Regions from separate parts of the Homo sapiens genome. Here region 2 is linked to region 1. Evidence: chromatin loops called from intact Hi-C (ENCODE). Cell type or tissue: mesothelial cell of epicardium. All regions are shown on one strand.

Region 1 (8,000 bases):
CTGTTTCTCCAGATGCAGCCAGAATTCAATAATGGGTACAGAGGATATCAAGCCCCAGAAAGCAAACAAGGGGCGATTAGTAAGGGGCTGGCAGGTTCGCTCTGTATTCATAGCAGGCGTGGCTCCCCCTGGAGTTGTGGGAGGTGGCAGAGCTGGGGCCGGGGTTCTCTCTGAGCTGCCCAGTAGCAGAGATGCTCTTGCTGCAGTCACAGCCCAAATACAGCAAGACTGCACCGCCTCACCCCTCCCCACCTCCCAGAGGGTGCAGCTAAGGACAAGGCAGGCCTGTCTCTGAGCCAGTGCTCCGTCCCCAGGCCCCTGCTGCTCTACTTAGTGATGAATGGGCTGGGCACACGGTGTCAAGCAGGGGATGGCTTTAGAGCCGCCGACATTTATCAGCCCAGGATCTGGCCCTCTTCCAGGAAACCTGGTCCTCTGGGCTGTCCCCACTGTGCCCCCATCCTCAGCAGTGCCAGCCCATACTTGACACACAGTAACCCTTCCCTGGACAGAGCCAAGAGGCTTTTAGAGCTGAAAGCACCCTTAGAAATTATCAAGCCCCAACTTCTACATGTTTAAGAGAAACTGAAGCCCAGAATCCTTGCCACGGAGCCTGCCTGCACTTGCCAACTGGGCTTTGTCCTGTTCTTTCCTGCTGCCTCAGCAAGTCCAGTCCTGGGTCACCTTCCAGGAGGCACAGCTGCTGTTGTTTAGACAAGGGCTCCCAATGCAGCCCACCACATGGATGGGTAAAAATGAAATGTCTCATCAAATCCTCACACAACCCCATGAGCTGGTCCTATTATTAGCCCCATTCTATAGATGAGGAAACCGAGGCTCTGGGAGGTTCAGTAACTCGGCTGAGACCACACAGTGGAGTGACGCATCCAGGAGCCCAGCCCATGTCTGCCGGCCTCTGTGACGGTGGCCCCACATGGCTGAGGCATAGGGGAGCCTGGGCTGGGGGCTGCAGTAGCTGCTGGGTCTTCATCTTCCTCCTAAATAACCATTTTTTAAAAAGACCTGCTCTATGCCAGCCCTGACACCGGACGCTGGGGTGTCAGTGACAAGTAAAATCCAGTCTCAAGTCTCAAGGGGGTTAAATCTCTGGGGCAAGGCCATGTAGGTTTGGTTTTGGATAAGGAACTTGTGGAATTCTGTTCAGATCAACCCACCAGTTGACCTTTAACATATCACTTCATGGGTCCCTGCCCCACCCCCGTCTGCAAAATGGGCCTCGAAGGCTGGAGCTAATGAGCTAATGGCTGGGACCAGGACCTCAGAAACGTGTTAAGTACACTACGTGCAGGGCCCCCATTAAAGCCATAATCTGCCGGCTGAGCGGGCACCACTTTGCAAGTGGACTCTGAGTGACCACAGATGGGCACCCGACGGAGGGCTGTGGCTGCAGGACAGGGGCATCCCTCCCCTTTTAAAGTAGTGCTCACCTTGGGGGCCCCAGCCTCCCTGACATTCTCAGGTAAACCTCCCTCAGGCCCCAGCCCCAGTCCCAGCCAGCAAGAGCGTTGTGTCTCTGCTCAGCCACCATCCTGTAGTTTCGCTAATGCCCTCTAATGGGCCCATTTAGCAGCCCTGTCTCAGCTGTCACTGCAGCAGCTAATTGCTACTCCTCCTCCAGCTACACACAGAGCTCTGCAATCAGCCTGACGATTCCACGCCGCCCAGCTCAAACTAGCTGAGGCGCTGCAGACCTCAGCCAACAAGGAGCTTCTCCAATCCCCCAGGTGCCATGTTCTTGCTGTTGTTTCCTGGGGCCCCTGAAGTGCCTGACCCTGAGCAAGTTCAAGGAGCACACAGGGAGGAGGAGCCAGGGACAGAGTCAGAGTCAGTAGGCACAGAGCTCTTGGCAGCCTGGGATGAGGAGGGGAGTCACAGGGACCCTGAATGGGAATAGAGTTCCAGTCTCGCAACTGTGTCTTGTCTTATAGCAGGAGCTCCCCAAAGCAGACTCTGGGTCAAAGATTCAACTGCAAGTAATTTGCTTAGGAGATGCCCCCAGGAAGTGCTACGAGAGAGGCAGAAGGCAGGCAGGGAGGCAGGAAGCAGGGAGAGCCATGAAAATGTGTGGTAAGGAGGTTACAGCTCAGGTCCTGGCTTGGGCCCCCAGGGAGTGCCCTCTGAGAGCCTATGTGGAAGCAACCTCAGAGCTTTCTCTCTGGAAGGTCGATGAAGCTGTGTTGCTAACCCACCAACTTCCACCCTCATAGGTGAGGGCTGCAGCTTTTCTGGCACTTCTGGCTTGCCCTGGGCTTGCCCTGGCAGAGTGAGAGCCCTGAGTCAGGGAGACTCTGGGAGCCAATTGCATGCTTGGGAACTGCCTGCCCATGACACCCAGGGGAACCCGATGGGCCGGCATGGACAGCTTCTGCCACTGGCTCCCAAAACAGCAGTGCACACATAGGAGGAGGAAGCAGGACGACTTCTGGATTAGAGCCTCTGGGCTTACAGGAACCAACTCTGAGCTGAAGCCACTGGCCAGGCTCTTGAATATGATAAGAGAATCACAGCATGCGGCTCAGCACGTGGCTCAAGGCGGATGTCAGCCCCGCTGGACACCATGCTCCCCTCAGCCCTGCATCTTCTTTCAGGCTGTCCCTTCTGCCCGGACAACGCTCTCCCACTCCCCTCCCCTCCTCACCCCTAGTCCCTTCACCTAATTAACTCCTGGGCATTCCTCGGGGCTCTGTCTTAATGTCACCTCCTCTGAGAGCCCTCCTTGATGCTCCAGATTGGGTCAAGCATATTATGAACCATCACAAGGCCATGCATTCCTCCTGCAGAACCTGAGCTCAACAGAAATAAATCAAAACTTCACTCACCAGGGTATCCTCAGAGTTCATTGCCACATCTGCCTCATCATAATTTTTCTTAAATGAGTGAATGAATGAATAGGTTTCAGGGGGCCTGTTCTGGGTCAGATACAGAAGGAGAATGTGTGTGATCCAGGGTCCACCTGGAGTTGCAGTGGATGGACCAGGAGGTAACCAGTTGGCGATATGCTGGAGGGGACAGGGACTGTTACCCTTCCCAGCTGGCTCTTCCCTGGAGTGTACAGAGGGCTGGGGTGTGCCCACCCCTTTCCCCACAGCTTCTGCACCCTAGGCCTGGCACCGTGGTGTGTGCTGTACCCTCTCCAAAATCCACCACCCTCCAGTGATAACAGACTGCAGTGTCGGGGATTCAAAGACACCTCTGGAAGTTTGTGCTCAGGTGGACACCCCTGCAAGGCCAGGGCCCTTAAAGGGGAGGCAGTGCTTTTGAACAGTGGGTCTAGGGGTGTAGAGTACACTTCCCTGCAGGGCTCTAGCCCTGAAAAGTCAGGGGAGCCAGAGGGCTTTGCTCCCAGCCACAATGTGGGCCTGGGAATCCATGGCTGCCCTGGGCCTCAGTCCCACGCTGCCTTCTCACAGGCCAGTGAGAGGACAGATGGGACCCCCTGCAACCTTCACAAGATGGCATTGAGTCAGAGGGACCTGAGCTTCCACACTATTAGGGGAGGCAAAGACACATGAACTGGCAGCTACTTAGCACCATCCCGGGAGCCAACCTGTATAAGGAAGAAGGCTTCGGTCACCTCCTGGGTCCTGGCTGGGGGTTCCCCAGGGTTTGTTGACCTTGAGTGGCCGAGGCTTCTCAGATTCCCTCTTTCTGCTCACCTCATCTGCTGCATTTCCCTCAGAAGGCCAGGCCGGCCTTTCTCCTCTCCTCACTCTATCTCCTGCCTTCTTCCTTGGCAAGCTCTTCTACTCTTGACCTCACCACCTGCCATGCGGATGGCCTCAAATCTCTTCACCTTCAGACCCCACATATTTGGCGGTAAGGAGACATCTCTACCTGGAGGTCCCTCAGCAACCTCCAACCCCACCTGTCCCCAGGTGACCACATCCTCTCCTTGTCCAAAGTCTGCTAACTTCGTGCACCATCCATCTGGTCACCCAAAGCGGAACCCGAGGACCACTCTTGACTTTCCCACCTGCTCCCCAGCCCAGCGGCACAGTATGCATGTCTCCCCTGTTAGATGTCCGTCCTCATCTTGTCACCTCTGTGACCACACCCCTAGCGCGCGTCCTCATCACCTTCACTTGAATAAATGCCTTGGCCTCCCCCTAACTTAAGCCTTGCCCCTGTTCCCATTCCCTTTCACTCTGTATGACACATCAGAGCTGAAGGTCTTTCCAAAACATCACCTTCTTTTGAAAACCCTTCGATAATAGACTCTTGACCAAGGATGAAGTCCAAGCTCCTTGGCATGTCCTATTTGGCAGCGCAGCCTCCTCCCATGGCGCCCTGACCCTGACTCCACACTCCAGCCATTCTTTCCTCTGAGTGGGCCACGCTTTCTCACCTACAGGGCTTTGCATTTGCTGTTCCCTTTCCTCTGAATGCCTGGGCCTTGGGACTTCCTAATAATTCCCCAAACCCTCATGTGCTATCAGAGGTGAGTAAGTGTGGAGCAGTCATTACAAAATGCTTCCTTAGCAAGCGAATGTTGGGTGAGGGTGTGAAAGGGGCAGCACCACCAAGGAGTTAAGAACTCAGGCTCCAGCATCAGAGGGAGTCCAACAGGACACATCCTGGCCCTGCACTTAGCTGCAGGTGGGAAAGTCAAGCGTGACCCTAGGGTTCTGCTTTGGGTGACTGGATGGATGAAGTTAGCAGACTCTAGACAAGAAGATGTGGTCACTTTGGGACAGGTGACTTCTTTAAGCCTCCATTGCCTGACATGAGATGAGAGAGACCATATGCATCTTTTGGGGTGCTAGTGGGTTTAAATGAGGTGATCTAGGTCTTCTGGTGTCGGGTGTGATGCGGGTCCTCCCTTGGCCCCATCCTCTCTGGGGCTGGCCAGAGAAACACTGCTGTTGGCCATTGGCCTCCCTCTCCCCTCAGCCTGGCAGAGTCCTGCCCAAGCAGCTGGAGAGATCTGAATATCACTGCGGCCTTCCCAGGAGGACAGCAGGGAGGACCAACCGTCACGGCTGCCCCCCACAGAGGGGCAGCAAGGCCCTGGGAGGGCAGGTCCGTCAGAGGAGAGGCTCCGCATGCTGCCCCGGGTGGGCCACACAGCTTCCCAAGAACACAGACAGCACAGCGCGTGAATGCAAAGGCCTCTTTGAGTTGTGCTGATGTGTCTGACAGTGACAGTCTTGGGGCTGGCAGCTGATGTGTCCTGACAACCCCCTTCGCTCCTGGAATCCTGAGAGTAAGGGGTTGAGCACGTGAGGGTTTGCCAACTCTGGAGGCCCCAAAGGACCAGTCAGCTGAGTGTTGGCTGGGCTGGGATCCTCTGGGAGGCTCAGGCTCTGCTGTCCTCTCCCACTCCCCACCTTTGTCCCTGGGATGGTGGCTGTGCCAGACCAGCCCTCAGGCTCAGGGCTGGTCTCTGAGCAAGCATGAAGAGCCTCGCAGTCACCTGCCCATCCCTCATATGTGGCAGAGACCCAGAGAGACGAAGAGACTGACCTGTCACACCCTGCAAGGTCATAGGCTAGCCCAGGCCTCCAGGCTCCCCACATCAGGGTCCAGGACTCACTGCATGGCAGGGGGATAAGCAGCCATCACAGGACATCTTGACCAGCCCAGGCTGGCCTCCCCGAAGGGTCCCCTCAGCCCATCTGCTTTCCATCATCACATGTTCTAGTAACATAAAGCCGGGATTGTCCAACCTCAAGAATCCACTGGGTGTGGCCAGGCTCCACCCACCCTAGGCCCTGTGGTCTCAAAATAAAAACAACCCTCAACATCCTCTTTGTCAGAACTCCCTAATACCCTCTGCTCACTGACAGCCAAGGTAGCGCTCTGTTCCCAGGGCCACATCCTCAGGTCTTTCTGGGCAGAGCCTGACAAAGGTCTCCAGGGAAGCCACCCCTCCAGGTGCCTGAGCCATGTCATGTGGCCACAAGGGCCCACCCTGTTCCCAGCCTGGCCTGAACAGCACAGTCCTCCTGCATGTGGCTGGCCCCCTCCTCCTGGGCTCCCCTCCCTCACATCCCTCTGAGACAGATTTTGTCTCTTCGTGCATCAATTATTAATTTGCTCCAGCTACATTAAGCCTGGGTTGGTCTGTTGGCTGCTTCATCATTCTCCCTGGGGTGCAGGAGGCAGTGGTTGGGGCTGGAGGCACTGAGGCAGAGAGTTCAAGAGAAGCCAGGACTCCAGCCCTGCAGACGCCCTAAGTGCACAAAGCCTGAACCAAAGGACCCTTCAAGATCAGGGGTCTTGAAGACCTATTAATAACAGATAGGGAAACTGAGGCCCAGAGAGGGGACGGTGCCTGCCAAGGGCAAACAGTGGTCTGTGCTCAGCTCTTCCCAGGACACTTGATCTTCCATCAGCCACATGGCTCTGACCCTCTCTTTTCTGTTTGACATCCTCCATCCTGCTGCTCTAACTGACCCAAATACACCCAGGGGACGCCCTACGAGTCATGAGGGGTCAAGTGGGCTTTACAAGGTCACAACCGAGTGATACAGAAAGCAGAGATTGCATCGTGATGACCAAGAAACAGCCCCATCCACCAGACTAGTTTCCCAAGCCTCTTCACGTTAACAAGGGTCTCTCCCACCAAAAACGCCTCTGGTCAGTAAGTTAGGAAACACTTCAAACCACAGACTTTCTGCCTTAGTCTGTTTGGGCTACTATAACAAAAATACCTTAGACTGGGTAATTTATAAACAGCATACATTTATTGCGCATGGTTCTAAGGGCTGTAAAGTCTGAGATCAAGGCGCCAGCAGCTTTGGTGTTTGGTGAGGGCCCATTCTTCATGGACGGCACCTGGTTGCTGCACCCCTACATGGCAGAGGGACATGCAGGATCTCCCAAGCCTCTTTTCGAAGGGCATTAATTCCATTCATGTTGTTAGAGCCCTCATGCCCCAATCACCTCCCAAAGGTCCCACCTCTTAATACAATATTGAATTTGGTATTAATTTTCAACTATGAATTTTGAAAGGACACACATATTCAGACCGTAGCACCTTCTCAGGGAGCCACAAGATGCCTCATGGTGTAGTGAAGGCTCTGAGAAGGTCTGCAGGGGAGAAACCAGTGCAGCTGTGACAGACCCAGGGTGTCTCAAATTGTTTGATGGTGGAATGCTTGAGACTCACTGTGTTCTGCAGACCCCAGATCTCACTGGGTTCTGTGGGACTTTTCGAGGAACAAGCTGAGATCCTATCAATCTGCTCCCCACCAAATGCAACTGGCAAGTGGCCAAGTAAAGGAGCTGCTTGGGTGATGACCCCAAGGGAAGAGAAGTAGGAAGAGTGTGGCTAGGCTCCCTGGTGATGCCCTCCTTGGCTGTGGGCCTGAGTAAGTCACTCAACTTGATGGGCAAGGTAATGGAGTGGAAAGAGCTGGAGCTTTGGAGTGCCACAAACCTGGTCTCAAGTCTGCCATTCGTTCTACCAGATGTACTCATCCTAATAAATAGTTACCATGCATTCAGTCTTCCTAAAGTTCCATCCCACATATTGTCGGTCATAATCCCTATTTTTTTTTTTCTGTTGGGGAAACAGGCTCAGAGAGCTTGAGTCTCTTGCCCAATGTCACAAACATTATTGGATCCTCCTGCAGTCTGGCTCCAAAGCCCATGCTGCTAACCATAATGTTGTACAGCCTCTAGGAATAAATCAATGCCTCTCTCTGGGCCTCAACTTCTCAGCTGTCAATGGGGGATTAAGGATACTTCTTTCTCAGGCTTGTTATGAAGCAAGCACCTCCCCGTGGTGCCTAGTACATAGTAGGAGGTTAATAAATGGTGGATTTCTTTTATCTTCCTTTTGGATTCTATCCATAAAAATAGGATGAAGTCTTTACTCCAACAAAATGGACTGAGCCTCTTGGGTGCTACTGTCAGGGGGACTGGGGTATGTGGAGGGAGAGGTTAGGGGATGGGCGTCTATCTATCCCCAGGCCTGTAGACTGCAGGCTGACTTAAGGCAGCCTCAGGGGAGGCCTGGCTCTAAGACACATTTT
Region 2 (8,000 bases), 100 kb before region 1:
AAGAAACTTCACAACTCAATAATTAGAAAAAAAACAACGGTTTTTAAAATCGGCAAAATATTTGGACGTTCACTAAAGAAGGGACACAGATGGCAAATACATAAGTAAAAGATGTTTAACATCATTCGTTACCAGGGAAATGAAAAATTAAACTGCAGTGAAATCCCACTACACACTTATTAAAACAGCTAATTTTAAAACAACAAAAGCTGGAGAGGATGCAGAGTAACTGGAATTCTCATATTGCTAGTAGGGATGCAAAATAGTACAAATACTTTAGAAAGCAGATACAGCTTTTTAAAATAATGTTAAATAACTTGTCATATGATCCAACAATCCTACTCCTAAATATTTATCCAAGAAAAATGAAAACATGTTCATGAAAAGACCTGCATATGAATTTTTACATCAGCTTTATTTCTAGTCACTGAAACTAGAAATAATAAAATGGGTAAGGTTCATTCTATATATTCATATAATGGAATACTACTCAGCAATGAAAAGGAGTGGATTGATATATATATGACAACACAGATAAATCTAAAAAATCATTATGCTGACTGAAAGAAGCCAAACCCCAAAAGGTACACATGTTAGATTCCATTTATATGAAATTCTAGAATAGGCAACAATAAATCTAAAGCAGATCAGTGGTCACCTGTGTCCAAAGTCAGGAGGATTTCAAAAAGGCAGGAGGAAATTTGGGGGCTGAGGGAAACATTTTACCTCTTGGCTGTGATTTTGACCTTTGTTAGACTCATGAGCTGCCCACTTAAAATGGATGCCCTTGCTTAGATGTAGATTATACTTCAATAAAGTTGATTAACATGAAAGGAAATAGCCATGGGTGAGCATCTACCAAGAGCCACGCACTGTGCAAGGTGCGTTCAAATATATTCAAATATATCATCTTCGACATTGTAAGCATCTTCTTACAGCTGAGAAAGCTCAGGGGGCAGAATTTGAGTGACTTTCTCAGGAGCACACAGCTGGAATGGCGGGGCTGAGCTCAAACCTGTGTTTCAGGACTGGGGGACTGCCTCTCTCCATTGCTCAAAAGCCTCGTCACTTGGGGAGAAAGGGTAGGGGGAGAAACTACAGTTTAGATTCCTTGTGTTTACTTTCACCTCTGATGCATAAGCGGGAGTGACGTATTATTATCCCCCAAACACAGTGCCACAATGACACCAGCGAAGCAGCGGGGAGAGGATGGGGTCTTTGGCTGGCGCCAGGAAAGGGCAGCACCAATGTTCCTGTAGAATTGTGGGGCATGTGCTGTCACTCTGGGACTCAGTTTCCCCATCTTTAAAATAACATTCTCCATCCTGGGTCTCCTGTCCTTACTTGGGGGCTGTTCTCCTCTCCACTTTTTCTCTCCCCCAGTATCCCCTCTACCACCTTATCTGCTGCTGGATTGGAAGTAAAGGAGGAGGCAAAGTGGGGAAGGGAAGAATCCCTTCTACCCTGTGTTTCTCGGTGCCTGGGGTGTAAGCCCGAAGCTGATGGTAAGAGGCTGTGACAGGACCTGGCCCAGGGTGATGACTGCTGACTGTGATGAGTCATCAAAGCACAGCCGCAGAGGCACTGGGGCCAGATGCTTTTTGGTGAGGCAGGCACAAGAGCAGGGGCTCTCAGGTGGCTGGGGACCATAAAGGTCTTCTAACTGAGGCCCCAATTAATGCTGAAATCTCTCCAACAACATGTCAGACAAGCCTCTGCTTGATCAGCTCTAGAAACAGGGAGCTCACTCCTCTTGAAGCAGCCTGTTCCATGTGGGATAGATCCGGTGGGTAAATAGGTCTTCCTCTTCACGTCTGTCAGGATCCCAGCAGAAAACAGACAGGCTTTGAGGAGTCCTTTAATACAGGGACTGTTTACACAGGGTTGTAGAAGAGTGTGTGGACACTCCAGGGGTAGGGAATGCCTGAGCTAGGACCATCAAAAATGCCAGGCTGACAAGCTTTTGGCCCTTGCGTAGACAGTGGGAAGCCACGAGGTGTTTTCAAGGGAGGGCATGCTACAATGAAGTCTGTTTTATAAAGATCACTATGACTTTACTGTAAAAGAGAGGCTGCTGGGGAGCAGGAGACGGGGGCAGAGCAGAGGCTGCATGGGCAGGTCAGATGGAAGATGGCGTGGGAGGGACTGGGACTGTGAAGGCGGATGAGGAGAGGAGGGATGTGAGAGCTTCAGAGGAGCCAAAGGACTTTGGTGAGAGATTACTTACGGGGGTTGGAGAGGGATTGGAGTGAGGCTGCAGTAAGAGGGAAGAAGGCTGGACCCAGATTGGAATACGATTTGGCAGAAAGAAGTGGCCTTTCTGAAAGGGGAATGCCAAGGAGGACCCTCTCATAGACCAAGCCTTCTGCATGGCTCACATCCTCAGACCCCTGGCTCCTGCCTCCAACACTGGACCCAGGAAGCTGTGCTTTAGGAGGATTAACCCAGTGGTATATTGGAGCTGCCTTACACCGGTTCACAAGGTCCAGTTATGCACATCTCTTCCCCACAACATGCTCAGGAACATCACTTTAGTAGCTTGAAATTATCCACAGTGAGAATATTTACACCATGGGAACTGGCAAACACTACAAACCAGGGCATTTTCACTCCCCACCCCCACCACCATGCCAGTCGTTAAACAATTTTCAGTATACCACTGAAGTCAGAGAGCAGGAGCAGCTGTACCTAGTACCCCAGGCCACTAGGTCATTTTCCAGGCAAATATCTGCCCATGTGAGGCCAGACAAAGCTGCACTAGCTGCCTACCCCGAACAATGTCAAGGTAAACTGGTTTGTATGTTGGGAGCCATTGCAGCTATGGAGAAAGGTGGCGGTTTTCCCGCAAACTTTTCAGGCTTTGGGACACTCTATCTTCCCGGCCCTCAAGTGCATTCTCACATAGTCTTCGGATAGCTGGAAGAAGTTGGGTGTGGGCATTCTGGCCCTTTTACATTGGGAAAAATGAAAACTTCAGAGGTCAGGTGATTTGTGTGATATCATGCAGGGGCACTCAATCCTGTGTTTTAAAACGACCACCCTACTGAAGAAATTGCAGATTTCCAGCACCCCAGGTTTCCCGCCTGCATATCCCTGATGTTTCCCTCCCCATAAAATAAGCCACTATTCTGACTTCTATCACCTTACGTTAGTTTAGTCTGATTTAGAACTCTCTATAATTGGGATCATAAACTGTGGTATGTTCTCTCCTATGTCTCTTTCTTTCCTTCAACACTGTCTGTGCGACTCATGTGTGATGTGGGCAGCAGCAGCTCATTTTCACTGCTGCATAGTATTCCACAATTTATTCACTCTCATGTCTATTGACAGGACTTATTTCCAGTTTTTAGCTATTATGCATACTGTTGCTCTGAACATTCTAGTACATATATGTTGAAGACCATATGCATGCATTTCCGTTGGGTGTATATCCAGGAGTGGCATTTCTGGGTTTGGGATGGTTTAATGCAATTTTGATGCAACAGAGAGTTGTCGAATCCCTTTGGTATGTGAGTTGCTGAATGACACTCCCTGGGCTGGATAAGATTTCTTCTCTGAAGGGCCTAGGGGGTGTGTGTGTGTGGAGGGGGAGTAGCAGACACATTCGGCAGAACTCTGGTTGAATATGGAGGTGCCACCAGAGAGGAGGAACAGAGCCTTGGGGGCTCATGGTGTAGGGATGGCCTCTCTGTGTGGAGAACCAGCGAGCCTGGAGGATGTGGCCTTTGAAGGGCTTGGGAAAGACTTGAGTCCACAGAGGTGGAGGGAGGGGCTTCTAGGAAGGGGACTGCAGGGCAAGGGGTGGAGGTGGGGAAACAGGTACTTAGAGAAGAGCAGGTGTTCCCTCTTGACTAGAGGGCTGGATTCCGCAGGGCAGCAGCAGTTAGTGGTTGGGGCATGATCACTGATCACAGAGGTCTTGAACATAGGTCTGGGAGTTTAGGCTTTTGTCCTTAGGGCCCTGGGAAACCACTGAAGGCCTCCAAAAGGGGCAGTGTGTGGGAGAAAAACTTGTGTGTCTACGTATGTATGTGGGGGTGCTGGATTCAGAGAGGGGTACCCACAAAGTCTAAACTCAGAAATGGGGAGAGAGGGGAGGGAAGGGGGAAATAAGACTGAGTGGAGGAAGGTGGCCCATATGAGGGAGAAGTCCTAGGTGGGGATGAGAGCTTCTCTGTTCAAACCTCCTTTTCCAGAGCAGGGGGACACATGAGCCTGAAGCACCTAGTGGCCCCCCAGGAGGCCACTTACCAGAGGAGCCGGACAAAGCCCCTCCCACCCAGGACTGCAGCCTCCCTGAGACAGGAGGGACCGTGGGCAGCCTTCACTTCCCTCCAGTGTCCCATTCAATGTCAGTCTGGGATTCCTTTGATGGTTGTTCCTTCCCTTAGGTAGCAAGGTCCCTGGACCCATTGCCAAGGTGGGGAAATTGAGGCAGAGCCATAAGAAGACTCTGAGGAATGCATGAGGGAGGCCGGCTGTCATTTCTCTACATCTTCCCACCAAGCTCAGGGCCTCCTCCACGTGGGGAAGGAGAAGCAGGTGGGAAAAAGAGAGCCGAGAGATGAAGCCCCTTCTCGAAGCCTTTGTGAAGGGCCTCGCCTGCCTCCTCACCTGCTGCTCTGCTCTGAGGCCTGAGGCCTCGCTGCAGGCGCTCCACTGCTTTGCCGAAGGTGCCAATTCTTCTGGGGTGCAGTGGGAGGTGGGTGGGTGGAGGGGGAGCTGGAGGAGCTGCATCAGAATCTGCAGGTTGGGCCCACGTCCCAGTCCCTCTTCCCCTGGCTGGGGGACCCTGGTGAGTCCTCTGCTCCCCGGCCTCAGGTCCCCATCTGTTCTGATCTCGGGAGACCTCGCCTCCCGCAGTCCCTGCCTGGCCGCCCTGATGGGTGGGCCTCAGGATGACTGCAGGGATGATGGATGGGAGGAAGCCATAAGGAGCCCAGAGTGCCAGACAAGTGTGAGGGAAATCAGTCGTCACCCCTCTACTTAGCGCACTTTTCAGCAGCCTGGCGATTTATTACTGGTATTATTGTTAATGACATTAATAACGAGGCCAACGACACCATTCGTGGCTTGTACCACACTTTTGTTTTCCTCCGAAACACACTTCTCCATGGTCCTCACCCCTCTTTGTGAGTGTGACATTTGACATCCAAATGGGTAAACTGAGGCAGAGAGCTGCTGTGTCTGATTAACCGAGGTCAGCGAGTGAATCACTGGGGAGGGGAGGGCAGCTCTGTCAATTCCAAGTCCAGTATTTTTAGCTCCAGACCAGGCTGCCTGCTTTCACCCCTCTTGTGTGAGTCTAAGCTTTTCTTGTGTATCCCACCAGCACCTGGGCTTAACCTAAGGAGCACTGGGCGGGGCGGCTGACAAGTTTGAGTTGAAGCCACCTTCTCCAGCTGCTAGCTACATGACCATGGGTAAGCTGCACTCCCCAGCCTCAGTTTCCCCTCCTGCCACATTGGGGTGCCTAATCATCCCAGCATGGTGAGAGTTGAGGACGTTGGTGGAAGTAGCAGCTTGGGGTCCGGCACGTTGTCCAGGCTCCTGCTCTGCACCTAAGTGTCCCCCTCAGGTCAGAACTTGGCAGGTGGGGTGGAGGTTATCTTTTTCTGCTTGGGCTGGCTGGAAAGTCCTCTGGCCTCCAGTGCCAATTTTCCCAAAGCTGCCCTTTGTGTGTGTGAGTGTGTGTGTGTGTGTTTCTGCATGTGCACTATCTGGCCAAGGTCAGGGGTGAAGTCTTATTCTACAAGAAAGGTCTCTAGGCAACAGGTGGTGGTATGACAGGCCAACATGTCACCACTGCCACCATCTCCCGCCCCTGCCACAAGCTGAATGATGAGAAAATCAAAGGCTGACCTTCTCCTCCGCAGCCTCCCTGGTCCCCAGCTCCTGTGGCTTTCAGGAAGGAGAAGCCTCCACACTTGTCACCTGTGGTAACCCAACCCTGGTTGCCCACCCCAGCAGGTGAGTGCCACAGAGTTCAGTCCCTGCCTTCCATTCCTCTGCGTCTATTTCTTCTTGCCCCTTCCCTACCCTGAGCACCACTGGCTGGGGCACCCTTCCCTGCTGGCAGCCCTCCAGGACTACCTTCCCAGACTCAGGTGGAGGCCTTGCCTGGAGGGGCCCCTGCCAGACTCTCCATTCCTCGGGGCTCACCCTCCCAGTGGCACAGGCTCCAGCTACTCTGCCATTGGAGGCTCCCAATGGCCTCATCCTTCCTCCTGCCACTGTGCACTTCCCATGCTATTCCCATTTCCCGACACTTCATTCCTCCACTCTATCTTTTATCTCTCATTGTAAATGTCATTTTTTTCTTGGACACTTTTCCCGATCCCTCTCTACAGGCCAGATTATTTCCCACTGCCCCTCTCACATTCCGATAGCTCTCGTGCTTCCTCAGAGCCCTGTGGAAATCTGTTTGCATGTATGTATCTATTTAGTAATGGTTTCTTTAACGTCTGCCTCCCTCAGAGGGTAAGCTCCATGCCAGCTCACTGTCTCTGTGCAGGTGGAAGGAGTGCCCGGTGTTTAGCACAGTGCCCTACCACAGGAGGTACTCATTTGGTCCACCAATGAGTGGGTCCATGAATGAATGTGGTCGGTATCACTGCTTCTGCTCTTCAGCTTGGAAACTGAGGAATAATGAGGTGGTATCACCTGGCCAAAATCCCACTTATCAGAACCAGAAAATCACACCTGGTGATACCTGGTTCTGCCCCCCCATGTGGGGACAGGATCCTTATTCGTGGGAGCCAATTATGTGCTCCCAATGATGGTGTTATACTCCCTTAAAGGGCAGCAAGGGAAGCCAGTAGAGGTCCTTATGTTGTTCCAGACAACAGTGTGTGACGTACAAATGTCCCTAACACTTCTCCTGCCCCTGTGCTAAATTACTGGGACCAGGAAGACACTAGAGCAGACATCTGGCAGCCCTGGCTAACCAAGAGGCCCATCTCTAAGCTCGGCAGAGCAGAGGTTGTGAGGACTCCACCCAGACTCACTTTTCCCTCTATGCCCATTCCTAATCCTTATGTATCTTCCAGTGGTAGTACAAGCCCCTCTTCCTCGCAGGAAACCCTCAGCACTTTCTCTGTCCTCTGAGTGCTGTAACCTGAGCAGTCTGGGGCTCTCCTGGAGCTCTATGAGCAGAAGGAGATTTAGGGACCCGCTTGCCCGGCCCTCATTTGATACATGAATTTACGGAGGATCAGAGAGGCCAGGTGACCTGGCAAAGTCACACAACTGATTACCTGACTGATTGGGGACAATGATGCAATTTTTAACATTTTGAGTATTTCAAAATTTAAATTTTTTTTTTACCACTTTGAGGACAAGGGAAAATGAACAACCTCAGGAAATGTGGTAATAGACATCAAAATAATGCATAATTTTTAAAAAGAATGCATCCTTTTGACCCTCAGGATGCAATTTGAAATGGGTGCAAAGATGTATGCACAAGGATGCTCATCACAGCCTTGTTTATGAGGGCAAAAAACTGGAAATAGCTTAAAGGTCCAACACAGAGATTGGTTAAATAAATTATGGGGCATCCATGTGATGGAATACCATGCAGCCATTAAAAATGATGGCCCAGTAAAAGAATATTTAACGACATGGGGGAAATGTTCACAAGATGTTGTTAAGGAAGAAAAAAAAAGCAGGCTGCAAAACAGCATGTTCTATATGCCTCTGACTTTGCTAAAACAATTATTAAAAAGCAAAGCCCAGGGCCCCTGAAGTTATTTATGATATTGTTATGATATTAAAGACATCAGCCTCATTAATTCCTCTTTCAGTATGGCTCAGCAGAAAGCATGGGAATTTAATGTCTGAAGGCCTGATTCTGAGTCTGGGCTGTGCTCTTTATTAACGGGGTGACCTTGGAGCTCCAGACCTCACTTTCCCTCATCTGTGAAATGGGGATGAGGCCTCCATTGGAATGGTGTTGAAAGATACCAAATGTTGCACAAATGATGTTCAAGGATTGTGTGTGC

The links. Hi-C counts contacts between places; a loop is a spot of excess contacts. Peaks named below come from ENCODE experiments on the same cell type or tissue, not always from the same donor. Only the 100,000 strongest peaks of a DNase experiment are listed, where the experiment ranks them.
Region 2: a loop joins it to region 1, with 9 times the contacts of the local background. A loop is called at or near these places in 1 of 110 quality-filtered maps.

Annotation. Positions count from the first base shown.
Region 1 is chr10:71,074,970-71,082,969 of GRCh38, forward strand. No RefSeq gene overlaps it. Among named protein-coding and RNA genes, the nearest start is that of UNC5B, 130 kb to the right of the region's middle. RefSeq lists an enhancer at 2,675-3,625. In mesothelial cell of epicardium, no CTCF peak of the experiment used is centred here; DNase peaks (open chromatin) are centred at 1,622, 2,282, 2,342, 4,952 and 4 weaker places.
Region 2 is chr10:70,972,981-70,980,980 of GRCh38, forward strand. It overlaps LOC105378350 (a long non-coding RNA gene), which reads left to right and starts at 5,877. Exons shown (of 3, transcript XR_001747493.2): 1 at 5,877-5,970. RefSeq lists an enhancer at 7,984-8,000. In mesothelial cell of epicardium, no CTCF peak of the experiment used is centred here; no DNase peak of the experiment used is centred here.